Linked DNA regions of Homo sapiens: region 1 is linked to region 2. The links are chromatin loops, found by intact Hi-C in ENCODE. Cell type or tissue: endothelial cell of umbilical vein. All regions are shown on one strand. Each heading gives the region's core, and the rest is flanking DNA. Links, peaks and the distances in the headings are about the cores only.

Region 1 (9,617 bases), core at 1,185-9,184, 78 kb after region 2:
GTGGATCTTCCTTACTCAGTCCACTGATTCAAATGCCAGTCTCTTCCAGAAACACCCTTACAGACATACACAGAAACAATGCTTTGCCAGCTATCTGGACGTGCCTTAATCATAAGCCACTAACGAGTTGTGACCTACAGTCTCATAGACAACAAAGTAAAATTTCTATATACTTTAGAACTAAACTCGCTTCAGAAATGACTTCACAACTCACCACTTATACAAATTTAGGCATCATCTCCTCAGCTTTCAGACTACAACAGTGTTTCCTATCCCACAGGTGAGAATTAGCTTGATGACTAAAAGTCCTTGGTACCTAAAACTACTTAGCAGTATTAGTCCTTTTTTCCTAGTTTGTCCCTCTTCACCTTTCTTTTGGATTTCTTTTGTTCATTTTTTCATTCATTAATAAAAAGTTTATTAAGATCCCATTGCTTGAGGGGAAATGTGCTAGGCCCTGGGGCTACAAAGACAAATAAGACATAATCCATGTTCTGGAAACGTTTACAGACTAACAGAGGAGATCAACATGTAAACAAATGATTGCCATGACATGGCAATCCTATAGCAAAAGAATGGAAATGACTTTATGGAGATTCGGAGGAAGAACAACACACCCTGAGAGAAGATGAGAGAGATTAACATTGATTAAACTCTGCTTTGTTCGTGTGGCTTAAAATCTAGATTTCTTTATGGGGCTTTTAAAGCTTTTTCTAACTTGCCTTATTGCCCATTCACCTATTCAATCTGCCCTCTTTCTACTCCCCAGCAAGTGAGATATTAAATCTTTTCAGGCTAAGACAGGTGACCAGCGTTATTGTTCCTACCATTCCAATGGTTGTTGTCCTGAGACTAAGCTGGTCACATTACCATCTCTCCACTCATGTTTGGTACAACCTCAAGTTGTACGAAACACATTATCCTGTTGACACTAAATAAATAACCAGAGAGCCTTTCTCTGCCTTTTCACTTTGAACTATCTTACCATCCTCTAAAACCCAGCTCAGTTCTAGCACTTCAAGAAACCTCCTCAAATTGCTCCAGCCTAGACTAGCCCTCTAAGAATCCCTAATGCAGTTGTCAAATTTTCTTGTATATTTCCTTAAATGTTTTTGAAAAATAATCTATGTGCACTCTACACAATTTTAAACTAAAAAAATGTTAATTATAAGCTTAATTCCCAACATGTTCTATGATGCATACAGGCTCTGAATATATTTTTTTGTCAAAATCTTGGAACTGTATACTAAGATCAATTTATAGGCAACATCCACCATAGAACTTGGCAAACCTAGTCATTGTCAAATCAGTCATCTAAATCAGACTGACTTTCTGTCAGAAAAAGTCTTACTTCATTTTTCAATTCAAATAAGCATATTTATGCTCATCCCTGGGACAAACATCTCACTTTCAAATTCTAATTGAAAGATGGATGAGTGGATAGATGGATGGATGGATGGATGGATGGATGGATGGATGGATGGAAGAATGGATGAATGAGCCCTCAGAGCCTTGCCAAGAGTTTCCCTCTTGGATAAGAATAAAAAGTTCCCTTCAACATTTCCTTCTGGCACCCATGGGACTCCCCTCAGGAGCAAGGCATCCTGGAATTGTCCCTTCGCTTTGTGCCCTGGGAAATCCACATTAATAGGATTTAGAATGGATGAGAGGTTTGTTTGTCATTAATAAAAAAGGGAATTTTAAAAGGAGGTGGGAAGAGCCAACCAATCACAGACTTGGCAGATCAATCTTAGGAAAAAGTACAGTTGGAAATTGAGAATATAAAAATTAATTTCCTTACAAGAAATGTAAGGGCCTCATGGAAAGTCATTTGCTCTCCTCCCAAGGGTGGGCATTCCCGTTGGGTTGAAGACCACTGCCTGGAGGTCAAAAGTCTAATTTCACACATGGACTTGTGTGAGTCTAAGCATTAGAGCTTGCCAGCTTTCTGACCCACCTCTTAGTTTTAGGAGACTCCTTCGAGGTCATGTACTCAATTCCTCTCAGCTTTGTGTCAACTGTTCATTGTGGCCTATTTTCATTTTATTTCCTTTATAAAGTTCTAAATTTCTCTCTTTTTTTTTCAAAGTAAATAACCACTTTCATGCTAGTTTTCTGTGGTTATGTAATTGTAGTTTAGTTTATGTAATCATTTTTAGTTAAAATTTCTTATTGATACATGATTGTATATATTTATGAGGTGCATGTGATATTTTGATACATGCATACAATGTATAATGATTAAATTAGGGTATTTAGGATATCCACCACCTCAAACATTTATCCTTTCTTTGTGTTGGGAACATTTAAGTCTCTTCTAGCTATTTTGAAATATACAATAAATTATCATTAACTATAATCACCCTACTGTGAACACTACTGTGAATGGCTATCAAATACTAGAACTTATGCCTTCTATTTAACCTCAATTTCTTGAATGAAGAGGCTGTGAAAACTTATTTTAGCTTCTCTCCTCTTTCTCTCTCAAAAAAATTCCTGGCCTGGGCATCTTTTTCCTGGTTGAAAGGTGTCTAGATAACCACCTTGGTAGTTTCAGGTGGGTTGGTGAACACAGAAACTGGATTTGGAGTTGGATAGTCTTACATAAACCTGTGGAAACATCTTAGTAACTTTTCCTGCCCCCACAAAGACCACACACCCCTCTATAGAGACAGGAGTATTTTTAGTAAAATATGCTACTAGTTGCAGGTTGATTTTCAGCCTGCCATTTTATGAAGTCCTACTAGACTTGCTGGAAACTTGGAAAATGCTGTATCTGCTCTAGTCTACAGCAGTAGGACACCAAGCAGTCCATTGAGTTCAGTTCAGCCACAGTTATTACACTTTGTGCACCTACTAAACAAAAGAAAAACACAGTATTTCTGCCTTCGAAGAGCTCACAGATTACAGGTAAATCCAGGGTATATACACATACAATCTCAGTTATGATGGCTGCCAGGCTAACCACCTTCCTAGTGATTTAGGCTGCTGAAAGTCTTAGAAAAGGACTGTAAAATCTCCTAACATAAAAAGTGGCTAAAAGAGGTATTAGGAGTTGATCACTTGGCTCCCCTCTCTGGGTCTTGCCCAACTCTAGCCACAACGACAAGCATCCAAGTTAAATTCTCACTTCCAAATCTAATACCTGCTTGAAGAACTTCCCAGTTGCCTCTTAGCTTTGCTTCATGGCACATTCCTGGTAAATCAAAATTCTAAACAAATTTATCCTGTCAACAAGGGACTATTTACCACTCCATAAATCAACCCAGATTTTTCATCCTGCTCTACTATATACGATGGGTAAAGTATTCTAGGTGATCTTTGAGCATTTTATCTTTTTCTTGAGAGAGGCAGATTTGGGGCACGATTCTGAATCTTCTGGGGCAGGCAGGTGCTCTCAGACTTTGGTTTTGATGTAGTGGTGATAGCTGTGGTCTTCACTGCGCTACAGGCCAGCTGACAAGGATGTTGCTCTCCTTCCAACCTGGGGCTCTTGGTTATCCTTGAAGGAGAGGAAGTGAAATCTTCTTATTTTAATGACCTAATCAGAGGAGCTGAATCAAAACACCATTTGGCAATACCTCAGTACATGATTCTCTAAGGCTCACAAAAAAGTTTTGAAGGAAAGGGTAGTTTGTACTTTCTATCTAAATAAACATTTTCTGAAGTCACAGTACAAAGAGTAGACTACAAGTCCTAATGACCATGGATATCATATACAAAACAAGATTAGTACCTGAGCTTAGGAGGGAGTATTTGTACTTACAACATCTAAAATATCAAATTAATGAGTCAGAACTTTGGCCTTCATTCTATCTGCCTTTGTAAAACATATCTCAGACTTCTCAGGGTAAACTTGATCTGATTCAAACTGGAAACAAGGTATCTCCTGGCCGAGATCTTCTCCTTTCAGATTAAACAGTCTGAAAGGAAAAATGGGATCTTCCCCATTTTAAGAGAATAAACATGTGTCTCTGAGGGGAAAAGAAAATGAAAACATTCTATCAACCAGCACAGCACACTGAGGAAGAGCCAGGTGCAAGCTCAGGGCAACAAGACACGTTTTCTCATTCTCCTTCACTGCCACCATCCTTTCCCAACCCCTGCACTCCCTCTGTCCCCCTCCATCCCCATTAAAAAACAGCAACAAACCGCTATGATTAATGACTAAAGAATAAGAGCAGGTGTACAATCTTTATACATTTTAGATTTGGATCAAATTCACTCTTCTCAATTCCTCTTCCTAAAGCCCCACCAATAATCCTTTGCCATCTGCCCCTCCTCCCCTTTCCTTTCTGAGGCTGCTAATGAAAGTGGGGTGGCCAGGACTGAAGAAGGACTTGAGCTGGCTGTCTCTGATTGACTCCTAGCTATCTCATGCCCCCGCTTCCTGCTGGCAGAAAGCAATGCAAAGTGACTGCTGTAGGAGCAGCTGCTGAAGCTCATTTCCCTCCCCCGATGCCTGTCACATTCTTGGGCAATATTTCAGAAGCTTACTCATCCTGCCACTCACTTCCCCCGCCCCCATACCCCTGCCCCCAAACAAGACATTAGGAAGGAAACATGAGAGATTTTATTTTAGCCTAATTGAGCAACAGCCCTTACTTCATCTTGAGTAAGATAAATGGGCTGTCCAACTTCACTTCTCACTTTATCTGTAATGAGGTTTCTCTCTCAACTGTTTACCAAAGTATTAAAAAGCACTTTGTAGCGCCGGCTGGTATATTCCATCAAAGAGAGTCAATAGAACAGATGAAGACATATGAGAAAGTCAGGAGATAAGGTGCCTTTTATGAAAGTTCAGATTCCAGACCTATTAAAAAGAACCGCTTCCCCCTCTGTGAATTCAGGGACAAAAAAAACAACCTTTTCCTCTTTGGCAGTAAGGTGGTTTCTCATAGGGTAGGACAGCACCTGGCAGGTTTTCCCAGAGTCTGATCGAGGTGAATAATTAATTGTAGTCATTAATGTCCGGGTGGTAAGAAATTGCCAGAATTGTAAGATCCTAATAGGCCATTAGCATCTCTATACTGGATGCACTTTAGTGGACTCTTCCTCTGACCAGCAGCGATGAAACACTGTTCTGTTCTTGCTCAGGCTCTGTCTCCAGCTATTCTGGAAGAGTCGGTCACATTCAGATGTTGAAAGGTACAAGATAGGGAGTCCGAGGAGCAGACCCTGCTCAAGATTTTGACACTAAATGCTGTGTGACCTTAAATGAGCCATTAAATCTCACCACTATATAATTTCTTCCCTTACAAAGTAGGGAGGAACTATCTCATGCTGATAACTGTTCTGATAGGAAATCTGTTTTGATATATTGTGATTTTTACCTAAGAATTAAGTATGGATATTTTGTTGCATTATAGCCTCAGTCCTGTTTGTAGCTGTCATTCAACAGTATGAGGGCCTACTATGCCTGTACTTGTGGTAGGGAGGAAGACAAGACATATAAACCTGCAAAGTGAAATAAAAGGCACAGCCCTGTTGGAATGGGAAGCCAAATTTCTACTCCTCATTCAAAACCTCATGAAATATCTCTCCCTGACTGCCTCCCCAGCTATCTTGGCAAACAGTGCATTCCATAGAAGATCAGGGCCTTTATCACCTCGTGCAGTCATCTGTCTTTTCAACCTCCTCTGACAGCCTGTTATCTTCTAAAAGAAAGGACAGTGTCCTGCTCATTTCCTTATTCCCCCATCCCTAGCATAGTTCCTGAAATATGGTAGGCATGCAATATTTCTACATAAGTAAATGGATGGAGTGAATAATAAATGCCAAATACAGACCATAAGATACAAAAGAGAGGCAGCCATGGTGGACAGAGCCCTGAAATAGGAGCCAGAAGATCAGGGTGCAAATCATCAACTTATTATTCCATGAAACTCTGACTTTGGGCTCTCTGTGACCCAGTGTCCACATCTGAAAAGTGCTAATGCCCAAACCAAACAGGGTTATTGTGGGAATTAGGTAAAATGCTCTAAACAAAATTTAGCTCCCTTATCTTGTATTCCTTTTCCCTAAATAGTTGGAATACAACACTGGAGTCCAAGTTGCAACCCGAGGTGCAACTACAGGTTTCTAGGTTATCCAAGAAGGAAGAAGTTGTAAACCACAGGAGTAGATGAATTCTCAAGGAGAAAATGAAGAGAAAGAGGCTGATAACAATATCCAAAGGAATATACACAATTACAGGGCTGCAGAGATCATGAGCTAAAGAAAAGACTGAAGAAAGACGACATTGTATCATGCATCTAATTCAAGAACAGTATGGTGAAATCTACGGAATGTCATAACAAGGTCCAGGAAATAAAAGACTAATTCATTATGCATGATTATTTTGGCTTCTAGACCTTAAATTTTGGTCATGGTTTAAAGCTCTTCTAGTTGGATGACCATAAAAATTCTCAATGCATTTTCAACAGTCTTACAAAAATGGAAGACAAATTTTGTGAAGGGAAAGAGAACTTATGAATATATCCTTTTCCCTTTCTTCTTTCTTTTTTTTTTTTGTTTTTTGAGACAGGGTCTCACTCTGTCATCTAGGCTGGAGGGTGGTGGCATGTTCATGGCTCACTGCAGTTTCAACCTCTGAGACTCAAGCATTCCTTTCACCTTAGGCCCCCACAGAGCTGGGACTACAAGCATGAACCACCAGGCACCACTAGTTTTTGTAGAGACGGGGTTACACCATGTTGTCCAGGCTGGTCTCGAACTCCTAAGCTCAAGCAACCCACCCACATCACTTCCCAAAGTGTTGGGATTACAGGCGTAAGCCACCACGACTGGCCAAACATCCTTTTTAAAATGAGTCATATGAAGACTTTTTAGGCCCAGGCATGGTGGTGCGTGCCTGTAATTCCAGCTACTCAGGAGGCTGAGGCAAGAGAATCACTTGAACCCAGGAGGTGGAGGTTGCAGTAAGCCAAGATCGCATCACTACACTCCAGCCTGGGTGACAGAGTGAGACTCTGTCTCAAAAAAAAAAAAAAAGACTCTAGACCAAGAATGGACCAAAACAGACAATAGTGGTGGTACACCACTTGTCCTGGACACGCTACTTCTATTATTCTATTATTCCATCCTTGGGTTGCACTCATGTTTGTGGCAAACTCATTCTGGCTCATATTAAGTCTGTGGCTGACTAAAGCAACATTACTGCTTTTTTTTTTTTTTTTTTTTTTGAGACAGAGTCTCGCTTTGTCACCCAGGCTGGAGTGCACTGGTATGACCTCAACTCACACCTCCACCTCCTAGGTTCAAGCGATTCTCGTGCCTCAACCTCTTGAGTAGCTGGGATTACAGGCACGTGCCACCACACCCAGCTAATTTTTACATTTTTAGTAGAAACAGAGTTTTATCATGTTGGCCAGGCTGGTCTTGAACTCCTGACCTCAGGTGATCTGCCCACCTTGGCCTCCCTAAGTGCTGGGATTATAGGTGTGAGCCACTAACCCCGGCCGACATTACTTTTTTAAAGTGTAATTTAAGCCCAAATTTGCTTAACAGTCTACTCACCTAATTAATTATTTTGAACTTAAGTTAGGTTCAACTTGGACTTAATTGATTCTGTCAAAACATATTTAAAGTATTGATTCAGACATTCAAATTTGAGTTAGTCCTCCAAGATTTTTGTCACCTAAAAATTTGACTGTCATGCCTTCGCTGTGTTTCCTTACCATTGATTGTTTTTTAAGATTGAATAGCATTTTACTAGAAACAGGACCCCAGTTAACTATTCCTTAATCCATACACTTCTGTTTTGTTTTGTTTTTTTTACTTCTTAGAATTAATCTAAATAAAAATCCACTAAATTAAGGGCTCCTTGAGGGCAAGAACTGGGCTTATGTAGCTTAATATTTCGATCAACCCAAGGCCTGGCAGACAGTTGTATCCAGCTACATTTCTCTCTCCATGTCCCTCAGGAAGTGCCGTCTAACTCTCTGAAAGCCAGACCTCCTGGGTCTGCAACTTCCCATGGTCTCTAACTGGGCAACCAACATTTTTAGTAAAAGCATTACTAATTCCTACCATGTTCTTTCTGGCTCAGAGAGGTGCCACTTTCTTTTCTTAATTTTCACAAAACATCTATTTTTTAATCTCGCCAAGCTTATAAGTAGCTTAATACCTGTAGACATAGTCAAGAAATAGTTTGAAGAACTAGCCTTACTTCTAGGCTTTACAAGATTGAAACCATGTTTTTCTGGGATTTGTTTTCTTGCTTTTCCTAACGTGATTCAGGGTGGACCTAATCCCGTCATTCCTTACAGTTACATGCTCATCCTGGGCTTGCCCCCATGTCTGAGCAGGAGGCAGTGGCACACAGGCAGTTAAAATATGATGGATGGAGAGAAGAGAACCCACAGCACCTTGTTCTGCAGAGACCTCTCCTGGGGTTAGGTGGCCGTAGGGATGAGTGCAGACAGTGGTTTCACAATTCTCTCACTTCCATTTTCTGATTTTGCTGCAGAGCTATCCCAGTGCTTGGCTTCATCCCTGGATTCAGCCCATTAGCTCCCCATGGACACACTGAGTCTCACACCCTAAGCAGAGCTCCCAAAGGCAGGCACAGACTTAGGCACTTAAGTCAGGCCTCTTTGGGCAGCCAAAGAGTCTCGTGACCTAACAGAATTTCAGGCCTATCCTGGAGGCCTAGTCAGCATAGGCAGGAAGTGACTTTTTTCTGATCACAGCCTCTACCTTATTTTTCTTTTGGAAGTAGAAAGAATCATGTTCTGGTTACCTTCCAGAGATAAGAAACCATCATGACTCACATTTATACCAAGTGCAGTTTATAACACACTTTTGCAATGAATTCCCACAATAACTTCCATTTTTCAGTTACAAAAATGGCTGCACTACAAAGTCAATTGACTTACCCAAAATCACCTAATTGGTAAGTGGCCATGTAACAAACTCTGGTATGTTTGACTCCTGATGCCTTGTTCTTCCCGTTGCACTACCCACATTGCTATCTATTAAACAAGTATTTATTGGGCCCTGATGATGCCAGGCCCCAGGCCAAGTTCCAGGATATACTAGTGAACAAGTAATAGAACTTTCACTTACACAGGGAAAACAGAGAGTAAATAAACACATGCTGAGAAGAGCAATTATCACATAGTGGTTAAAAGTTTAGGTTCTGAACAAGATGCCTGTGTTTGAATTTATACTATTTTATTTTATCTTAAGGAAGTTAATTAGGTTTTCTATGTCTTAACTTCTTCATGGGGATATAATATTACTATCAATCTTACAGGTTTTGAGGACCAAATGAGTTAATACGTGTTAGCGCTCATAATTGGTGCCCAACAGTAGCCGTGATAACAGGAAGCTCTGAAAGAAATGGGGTCTCTTACCCTACGGGAATGCGGATGGGGTAGGGATTGCTGAGGTTTAAGAAAGTTTTCCTGAAATCAATGCAGTCTAATCTGAGGCCTGAAGGATGAGGAGGAGTAAGGTCTGCAGAGGCTGAGTGCATGTGAGAGAGAGAATGTTGAGAGGTGTGGAGGCAAGTGCAGGGTGGAAGAAAGAGCTGGCAGAGAACAGCGCGTGCATAGGATCCATCAGACTGTAAACTGAGCCCATAGTTGCTACATCTCAGGGCTGGCTCCATT
Region 2 (9,617 bases), core at 466-8,465:
TTTTTCATTCCCTATTTCTCCATACTGTTTTCTGTATAATTTCCTCAGAACTATCTTGCATTTACTAATCTCCCTTCATTGGTATCTAATATGCCGTTAGTTAGTCCATTAAGTTTTCAGTTTAATGACTTTATTTTAAATGTATAGATGTTCAATTTTTTCTTTAAATTGAACTTTTTTTGTTTGTTTGAATGAGTGGAGAGTTTAATAGGCCAGGAAGAAGGAAGAAGGCAGAAGGAAGAAGCTCCCCTGTACAGAGACAGAGGGTGGGGGGGCTCCAAAGCCAAGAGAGGAAACCCCAAATGCAATAGACACCAGCCAGGTATATATGCAGAGGCTGGAGGAGCTGGTGTCCGATTTGCACAGGGCTCAGGAGATTGATTTGACTAGGCATGTCATTCACATAGCCCATGAAAAAGCTGGCGCTCCCATCCTAGCCTTTTAATATGCAAATGTAAGGCATCATGATGTTCTACACACGTGGGGATATGTGGGGGTAGGCATGTTGCCAGGAACATGTGGGGCAAGGGCAAGAAGGCTGCAGGAATTACCATGTTTGGGTGGACGCAGTTTCTAATAGCCTGTATTTGCATATCAAAGGTTGCCGGCCTGGCTCTAAGAGCGGGGGCTTTACAAGAAATATTTCCAGAGATGCTTTTAAAAATGAAAACTTCCCAAGGACCCCTTTTCCTCTCTATCTGCCTAAAATAATTTCTTAATAACTCCTACAACATTCCCCCCCACCGGGGAGAGGCCACACTAACTGCTGTTAGAGGGTTTGGAGCGATGACTTCTTCTGGCTACTTACGGCTGAAAAGGGGCATCGAATGGGGAACAGCAGCTAGGGCTCCTCCTGGGGTGGATCTAAGGGTCCTCAGAAGAATGGCGTGTCCATGTGGGGTTCAGTTTGCAGCACCATTTGGAGTTTGATTGCTTCTAGGTGAGAAGAAACAATTCGAGTTATAGTATTGAGTATACAGGGTCCAAATATCAATACAAGACATATAAGCAAGAGAGGGCTTAATAAAGGGGTTAACCAATTCCATAAAGAAGGCTGGAATTTATTAAAGAGGGATTGTAGCCATCTGGGGCTGAAGCTGGCATTTTCCCTGAGCCTGTCAATAATTTTGATTTGATCTTTAAGTACCTGTAGATTTTTCTCTACTTTACTAGGTGTTAATCATCACTAAACCCAATAAAAAGTCCTAGCAGACTCAGTGATAGTAAAACTTTTATGCTTCCTTTTTGTCAGTAACTATTATTCCTACTATAAGGATAATAATTAAGCAAAATACAACAGCAATGGAAACTCTGTTCAATATTTCAATTAGAAGGTGCTACCATGTATAACCCTATTGCAAATAGTAGAGTGAGTATAGCAGTTCCCACAAGTGTGGTGTAGTAGATAATTTCCATATAAAATTTTACTTGCCAAGATATAGAATTTCCCTTTGGCGGTCTGTGAAGCTTTGCTTTTATTTTCCCAAACAAAGAAAACTCCAGGTTATGGATACCCTACTTACTTTCATTACCTGGCAGAATTTGCAGTATAATTGCCCAGAGCTAGTGTATTGATTCAGATTTTTACGTTACCCATCCCTTTTTATTTCTTCCAAGCTGCAGAAGATTACCATTTTATTCACAGGAATAAGAAGGATTAGTTTAAAATGTAAGCAAAAATCTTAAAAACAATTGAGATGAGGATTTAATGACAAATGTATGATAAGCTTTGGAGCAAAATTTTTCTCTCCAGTTCTCATTTTTGGTCAAAACTAATCATGAATGAACTTTAGTCTTATACTTGGCTTGATTATTTGCATGAAGTGCAGTAAGAATAGTTATTTCTACATAGGTCTCTTGGATTGGCTTTGATGAAACTCTGTTCCACAAGGAATCTTAGATAAGACCTTTAAAGCCGAGCCCAGCAATGGGTCTGTATCCTCAAATACCTGTGAGTTGGGTGATCCTCACTTCTTGAGGTCCCAAGAGAAACTCCGAGCTTCCAGACCTGTTAGAAAGTGACATTCTTTATTGACTACAGGTTAGGAACCCTGTGCGGGGACTGTATAGACAAGGTATGAGGCCAGTTCTCCAAGGGGCTTTTATTGGCTCTGCATGTCAAGCTTGATTCCTTAAAGGGAAACACACCATTTCAGCCAAAGCCTTGGTAAAATAACCAGTTTATCCAATTGTGTCCTGTTGACAAAGAAAAATGCATTCTTATTGCACTGATGCAAACAACTATACTGCCATAAGTTAAGAGTACTTACAGGTAGTCTCCAAATTTTAGAGGAACCAGGTGGAGATAAATGAACATGCTCCAAATTTTGTTTACAGTAGTATACCTTACTCAATTATTAATGGCCATTAATAGTTTAAAATAAGTTTCCTTGACTCTGAAAAACAAAACAAGGATCAGCAATATTCCAAGCAAAAGTTAAAAAGATTACTTAAACTTTTTGAATGCAGTCCACTTAGTTAACTCTTGTTTTGCTTAATATTTGTGAACATGTCAGTTCTATAACTGTCTTTATTTTTACAGTGTCTTGCTGTTTTCTTCAGATTTTAATCTTCCTTTACTTTTCATTCTGTTTATCTTCTATTTCAAATCTTATTTATCACAGCCATGCAAATGACTCCAAAGTGTCTATCTTTAACCCAGTGTTCATTCCCAAGCTTTAATCACATATTTCCAATTGCTTTCTAGACATTATTAGACATCTTATGCCTCATGCTGTGAGATTTATCTGACTACTCAAATAATGTATCCATTCTGTGACTTATGATAGCACTCACCTCGCTTGATACTTGGCAATAGCCAGTGTAGGTCCTCTTTGCATGTGAATAGGACTGCATGTCTCTGAGTACAGGAATCATGTTTTGTGCTTCTTAGAAGACTTCTGGGTATCTTTAACTCTACCACGACCACTTGAATACCTCCCAAGCCAGGCTTTCTTAGATTCAACTTTCCATATTATCTCACGTATGCACATCGTTTAACAAAAAAAAGATTATATCTTATATTGCTGTCCTTCATGGAACTTAGCATAGGGGTTGCTCATAATAGGTGTTTGTTAGATGATCATATTGGTAAGTAACTGGCAAGTGGATCCTTTTAAGTTTTTCCTTGGTAACTTAAGAGCTTAAACTTATACCACATAATTTGGTGGCGTTGTCTCCTTACTCCCATACCTCAAAGCGTCAGTAAATACACTGATATTTACCTTTCAGGACAAGAAGCTAATTGCTAGTATGAGTCATATTAACTTAAATTCCAACAATGTGAGCCAAACTGTTATTTTACTTTTCCTTTTAGTCTTCATCTCAAGTCACAAGGTAATATCAGTAACTAAAGTATAAAATAAAATTATAGTTAAGCTTTATTTTAAAGTGGAATGAGCATTCAGTCCTCAAAGTAAAAACATGGGCATAATGGGAAAGAAGCTCTTTGAAAGAGAATAGCATTGCCAGTAGTCTAGCACTTTTATTCAAGATTGAAGAATGCAGTGAACTACATGATTCCAGGATCTTAAGTGTAATAGGAAAGAAATTATGTCATTTTGAGGTGAGGAGAAGTTTTGGTTTGTTGGCTAACATCTATGGCAAGGCATGCAGATTATGTCAAAAGCTAGGGTGTTTTGTTTTGCTTTGTTTCTCATCCGAAATAGAAAGCAGATTTGCCCATTATATCAATCATTAAACCAGAAATACTACCTAAAATTAGATTCCTTACACATATTGGAGAAGAGACTGTTTTTTCTCCTTTTCTCTGCCTTTTATACAACGTATACATTCCTGTTGTAAAACACAAAGGCAGATTTTCAGTATATGGGATTAAATATGAACTTTCCTCTTTACCTTCCCAGTCCTTTTCCTCTCCCCAATCTTTCTCTGTATGTATAATTCTGTATCAGTGTGAATGTGTGGATATATATTTATATTATTTCATAATAAAATGGAATCACACTGTAGGTATATTGTATGACTTTCTTTTTTCTCTTAACAATATAATTTAGAATTTTTTCCATTTCAGTACATATTTGTCTCCATAATTCTTTTAACTTTTCTATAGTATTTCACATTGCGAATGCACCATACTTCATAAAACCATTTTCTTACTGATTAACATTTCCAACTCTTTGGTATTAAAAACAGTGTTGCACAAAAGCTTGTATACTTATCTTTGTACAAATATGCTTTGGATAGATTGCTATAAGTAGAATTGCTGGGTCAAATTTAAATTTTACTTAATATGCCAAATTACCCTTCAAAATATCTTTATCAATGTGCACTTCCTCATATTGTGTTTGAGAATGCTTGTTTTCCTACATACTCCAATAACACTGGACATTACTGGTGACTCACTGCTTAACTCAAAGTAAAAATAATAAAAGCAATGTAAGTTGGTAGAGAGACAAATGCAAGACGAAAGAAAAAAATAAGTTCTAATTACCTCATCTTTAACATGGTAAGTTAATAGATGATGTCTAAGATTAAAACAGGTGATTTAGAAAAAAGAAGAAGGAAGAAGAAAACCTCACATAAAATGACTCCAAGAGGGGTCTTGTAGGATCTAATACCTCTGTGGGAAAGAAATAACATGAGGTTTATTCATTTTTTACTTGTTTTTTATTTCTGCTAAATTTAAATTAATTTAATTTAATACCTTTTATAACTTACTCTTTTTCTTCTTCCTCTGTGTATGTCTCTCACTCAATTTTCATTGTATTTCCACACATAAAGAGATATCACTGGCTATTTCTGGATAGTGGTACTTGGATTGCTGGCTGCTTTCTTCTTTGTCCCTTTCTATGCTGTTTGAATATTTTAATGAGTATCCATTATGTTTATTAAATCAACAAAGGTTTTACTATGAAATCTAAAAATAAAAACATGAAAGAAATGTTATACATGTGTGTATATCTACATATACATACACATGTTGTAAATCCAAGAAGTACAGAAAGATACAAAATAAAATGTGAAAGCTTCCTACCCTTCCCGCTCCTTACCCCATACCTTCTCCCCAAAGGTAACTGCTATATGTAGTTTCTTAAAATTATTTTTATTTTACAAGTTATGCATATACAAAGTACTTACATATATATATAACACATATTCCTTTTTATTTACACTCAATTACCCATACACTGTTCCATACACTTTTTTTATTAATATGGTATCTTGGAAATCTTTATACATCAGCACTTACAGACACATGTCTGCTGCTGTTCCTTGAGGCCCCATTCATATATAGTGTTTTCAATACATCTATGAGTAGTGAATTCCAGAAGACCAATGAGAGTACAAAGTAAATGGTTTTTTAAAGCTGCCAACCACTTACGCTGAACAGATGACAGAAGGAAAAGGCAACCCATAGTTTCTCCTCCTTTCAGTCCTTCCTTACTCTTCATCAGCAGGCCAAAAGTAGAGTATTGGTGGAATATGCACATATCAAGAAATAAAATTTTTAAAAATTGATTTAGTTTCATGCCGCATTTCCACTGTTTTAGTAAGAACAAAATACATATGCATGCGTGTACTGTGAAATACAAATTGTACAATTTCAATGATTCTACATACATCTTAAATGCTGTTATATTTGTTTTTTATCTATAATTTTTTTGTTTCAATAGGTTTTTGGGTAACAGGTGGGGTTTGGTTACACGAATAAGTTCCATAATGGTGATTTCTGAGATTTTGGTGCACCCGTTACCCGAGCAATGTACACTGTACCCAATGTGTAGTCTTTTATGCCCCACCCCCACACCAACCCTTTCCTCCAAGTCCCCAAAGTCCATTGAAACATTTTTAAGCCTTTATGTCCTCATAGATTAGCTCCCACTTATGAGTGAGAACATACGATGCTTGGTTTTCCATTCCTGAGTTACTTCACTCAGAATAATGGTCTCTAATTCCATCCAGGTTGCTATGAATGCCATTATTTCATTCCTTTTTATGGCTGAGTAGTATTCCAGAAAATATATACAACATTCTCTTTATCCACTTGTTGATTGATTGGCATTTGAGCTGGTTACATATTTTTGAAATTGTGAATTGTTCTGCTATAAACATGCATGTGCAAGTATCTTTTTCGTATAATGACTTCTTTTCCTCTGGGTGGATACCCAATAGGGGGATTGCTGGATCAAATGGTAGACCTACTTTTAGTTCTTTAAGGAATCTCCACACTGTTTTCCACAGTGGTTGTACTAGTTTGCATTCCCACCAGCAGTGTGAAAGTGTTCTCTTTTCACCACATCCATGCCAACATCTTTTTTTTTTTTTTAATTAAAGGCCATTCTTGCAGGAGTAAGGTGGTATTGCATTGCGGTTTTGATTTGCATTTCCCTGATAATTAGTGAGGCTGGGAAATGCTCTTATATTTGTTTTAAAACTGGCATTGTAGGGCCGGGCGCGGTGGCTCATGCCTGTAATCACAGCACTTTGGGAGGCCGAGGCAGGCAGATTACAGAGTTTGAGACCACCCTGGCCAACATGGCAAAAACCCGTCTCCACTAAAAATACAAAAATTAGCTGGGCATGGTAGCAGGCACCTGTAATCCCAGCTACTTGGGAGGCTGAGGCAGGAGAATCACTTGAACTCGGGAGGCAGAGGTTGCAGTGAGCCAAGACTGTGCCACTGCACTCCAGCCTGGGCAACACAGTGAGACTCCATCTCAAAAAATAACATAACATAACATAACATAACATAACATAACATAACATAACATAACATAACATAACATAACACTGTCATTGTACAACATGAAGATGTATGGTAAAAATCATTCTAATAATTTAAATTATAATCTTTTCTTTGCTTAGAATGACATTAAACAGCAAATAAAAAAATGACAAGTCAAAAGAGATCACAAAATAAAGGAAAAAGTTTTATTTTAATACCTTTAAACAGCACTTTCCTTTTGCTCTTGAACAAAGGGCTCCATATTTTCGTTTTGCATTGGTCCCTGCGAATTATGTAAGTGGCCCTGTTTATCAGTCTAAAAACTGAAAGGAAGTTTCAGTGAGCATGGGAGACTTTCAATTCTTGCCTTACAGCAGCATGGCAGACATTGATAGTTGCTTACCCTATAACTATTCTCTTTCTGCCTTGCTAACAGAAACCCCATTTTTGTTCAGGATGACAGTAAGTGCTGTTTAAGAAATAAAGAAAGATTTAAAAATAAAATACTAATTTCTATTATGATTGTATACTTTCAACTGAATTTATATGTATCTATATATAGATATATATAGATATATAGATACATATATATGTATTTTTGATATAGATTTTTTTAAAGATATAAAAAATTGAAATACTTATTTTTCAACAGGGCACATTTCATTTATCAGTCTCTAATGCATTTACGGAGAACTAAACGACCCAGTTCTAGCTAATGAGATGTAAACCAAAGTTTACTACGTGGGGTTTATGAAAAAGCTGTTTTCTTGATTTAAGGAGTAAGAAGTAGACTCAGTTGGCATGTACTTTTGCCTTTACTTTTCATCCTTTTTCTGCCTTAAAAACATATTTAATGCCTAGAATTACAGGAGCCATCTTGAGACATTAGGATGAAAGCTACATGATAAGAATAGAAAAACAAAAACACAGAAGACTGCCTACCTCTGAACTTCTTAGAGGGTGAGAAAATAAATCAGTATTTGGGTAAGTCACTACAGCTAGGTTTCTGTTACTTGAGCTGAACATAAGCAGTCCTTAATCAATACAGACTAGATAACATGAAAACTCTTCTACTACAAATACTTAGAAATGCTGGGTAAAATGCAGCAAAATAAATTAATTAATTAATAATAATGCATACTTGAGCTTACAAAAAAAAAGACAGGGAAATATTCAGGTGGCAAAAATAAAAAAAGAAACTGGACACCAGGGTCTTGAATACAGAATATGACCCTGTCTGGAGAGGAGAAAGGATTGAATGAGGATGGTGCTTGAATGTTTAAATCCATGAGGTGATAAATGGATTTTAAAAATGTGATATATGTATACAATGGAAAACTATTCAGCCTCTAAAAAGAAGGAAATCCTGTCATTTGTGACAACATAGATGAACCTTAAAGACATTATGTTAAGTGAAATAAGCCAGGCCCAGAAAGATGAATATTGCATGATCTCACTTAAATATGGAATCTAAAAAAGTTGAACTCAATAGAAGCAAAGAGTGGAATGGTGGTTAGCAAGGGCTGGGAGAGAGTGAGGGAGCTGGATGACGCTGGTCAAAGGATATACAATTTCAGTTACATAGGAGGAATAAGTTCAAGAGATCTATTGTACAACATAGTGACTATAGTTAACAACATGTTGTATTCTTCAAAATCACTAAGAACAGACTTTAAGTGTTCTCACCATAAAAATAAGTATGTGACGTAATACATATGTTAAGTCACTCAATTTAGCCATTCCAAGATGTATACATATTACAAATCAGGTTGTATACAATACAGTATATACAATTATCATTTGTCAATTTTCATTAATTTTTTTTTTAAGATGGAGTTTCGCTCTTGTTGCCCAAGCTGGAATGCAATGGCGTGATCTCAGCTCACTGCAACCTCCTCGGTTTAAGTGATTCTCCTGCCTCAGCCTCCCGAGTACCTGGGATTACAAGCACCCACCACCACACCCGGCTAATTTTTGTATTTTTAGTAGAGACAGGGTTTCACCATGTTGGCCAGGCTGGTCTTGAACTCCTGACCTCAAGTTATCCACCCACCTCAGCCTCCCAAAGTGCTGGGATTATAGGCATGAGCCACCGCGCCTGGCCTTTATAATTTTTAAAAATACACGGTAACTTGTGATAAGACCTTGGGCCCTTGGTGCAAACAGAAATCAGTTAACTGTGAGCACACCCTGTCCCCCAACTTCATGACCTCACACACACACATAAGTTAAAAACCCATGAAATTCTGTACCCTCAATGAAAGGGTAGACTAGATAGAAGCTTTTCTTCTGGCATAGTAAGAAGCTTTTCTGTCAAGGCACAAGCTCTGAAAGAGAAAAAAACAAGGAAGATCTCTCTCCCTTGAGAATTTGAATCATAGTTTGTACTCCCACAAATCTGGGTTCAAATTTATAATATCTGAATGATCTTAGAACTTCTAAGCCAAGAAAGAAATTCATGTAAAAATTGCTCACTAGCCAGTGATAACCTTAGGGGTCTCTGACAGAAGAAACATTTTTTTCTGTATCACTAAAAATGAGCCATAAAAAAAAAAGCTAAAAGGAATCAATGTACAAAGCAAAAGGAATCAATCCACAAACAAAAAGGTCATCAAATACACAAATAGAAGTATTAGACCCCTAAATGCAAAAGGATTTATCTATATGATATCATTTATGCAGTTTAAAAATATAACATAGTAGTACCATTCATAGATACATATAAATTCAGTGAAAGTACAAAAACATAACAGATATTAATCATACCAATTTAAAAATAGTGGCTAACTCTGGGGAAGGAATAGTGTCAAGAAAAGCCTGAATAATTGATCCAGACTGAAGGAGAATTGAGCAACAAGCTAACTGGATGCAGCACATGATCTTTCTTGGCTGGGACGTTTTTGCTGTAAAGACATTGGAATAATTGGCA

Evidence for each region. A loop is a pair of places that touch in the nucleus more often than their neighbours do. Peaks named below come from ENCODE experiments on the same cell type or tissue, not always from the same donor. Only the 100,000 strongest peaks of a DNase experiment are listed, where the experiment ranks them.
Region 1: a loop joins it to region 2, with 5 times the contacts of the local background. A loop is called at or near these places in 10 of 110 quality-filtered maps.

Annotation. Positions count from the first base shown.
Region 1 is chr1:86,770,017-86,779,633 of GRCh38, forward strand. No RefSeq gene overlaps it. Among named protein-coding and RNA genes, the nearest start is that of SH3GLB1, 70 kb to the left of the region's middle. RefSeq lists an enhancer at 3,596-4,795. In endothelial cell of umbilical vein, for the core only: no CTCF peak of the experiment used is centred there; a DNase peak (open chromatin) is centred at 4,435; H3K27ac peaks cover 2,242 bases.
Region 2 is chr1:86,692,355-86,701,971 of GRCh38, forward strand. CLCA4-AS1 (CLCA4 antisense RNA 1) reads right to left here. Exons shown (of 5, transcript NR_135837.1): 2 at 5,345-5,408; 3 at 4,667-4,879; 4 at 809-936. Among named protein-coding and RNA genes, the nearest start is that of CLCA4-AS1, 7.3 kb to the right of the region's middle. In endothelial cell of umbilical vein, for the core only: no CTCF peak of the experiment used is centred there; DNase peaks (open chromatin) are centred at 3,407 and 4,357; H3K27ac peaks cover 2,136 bases.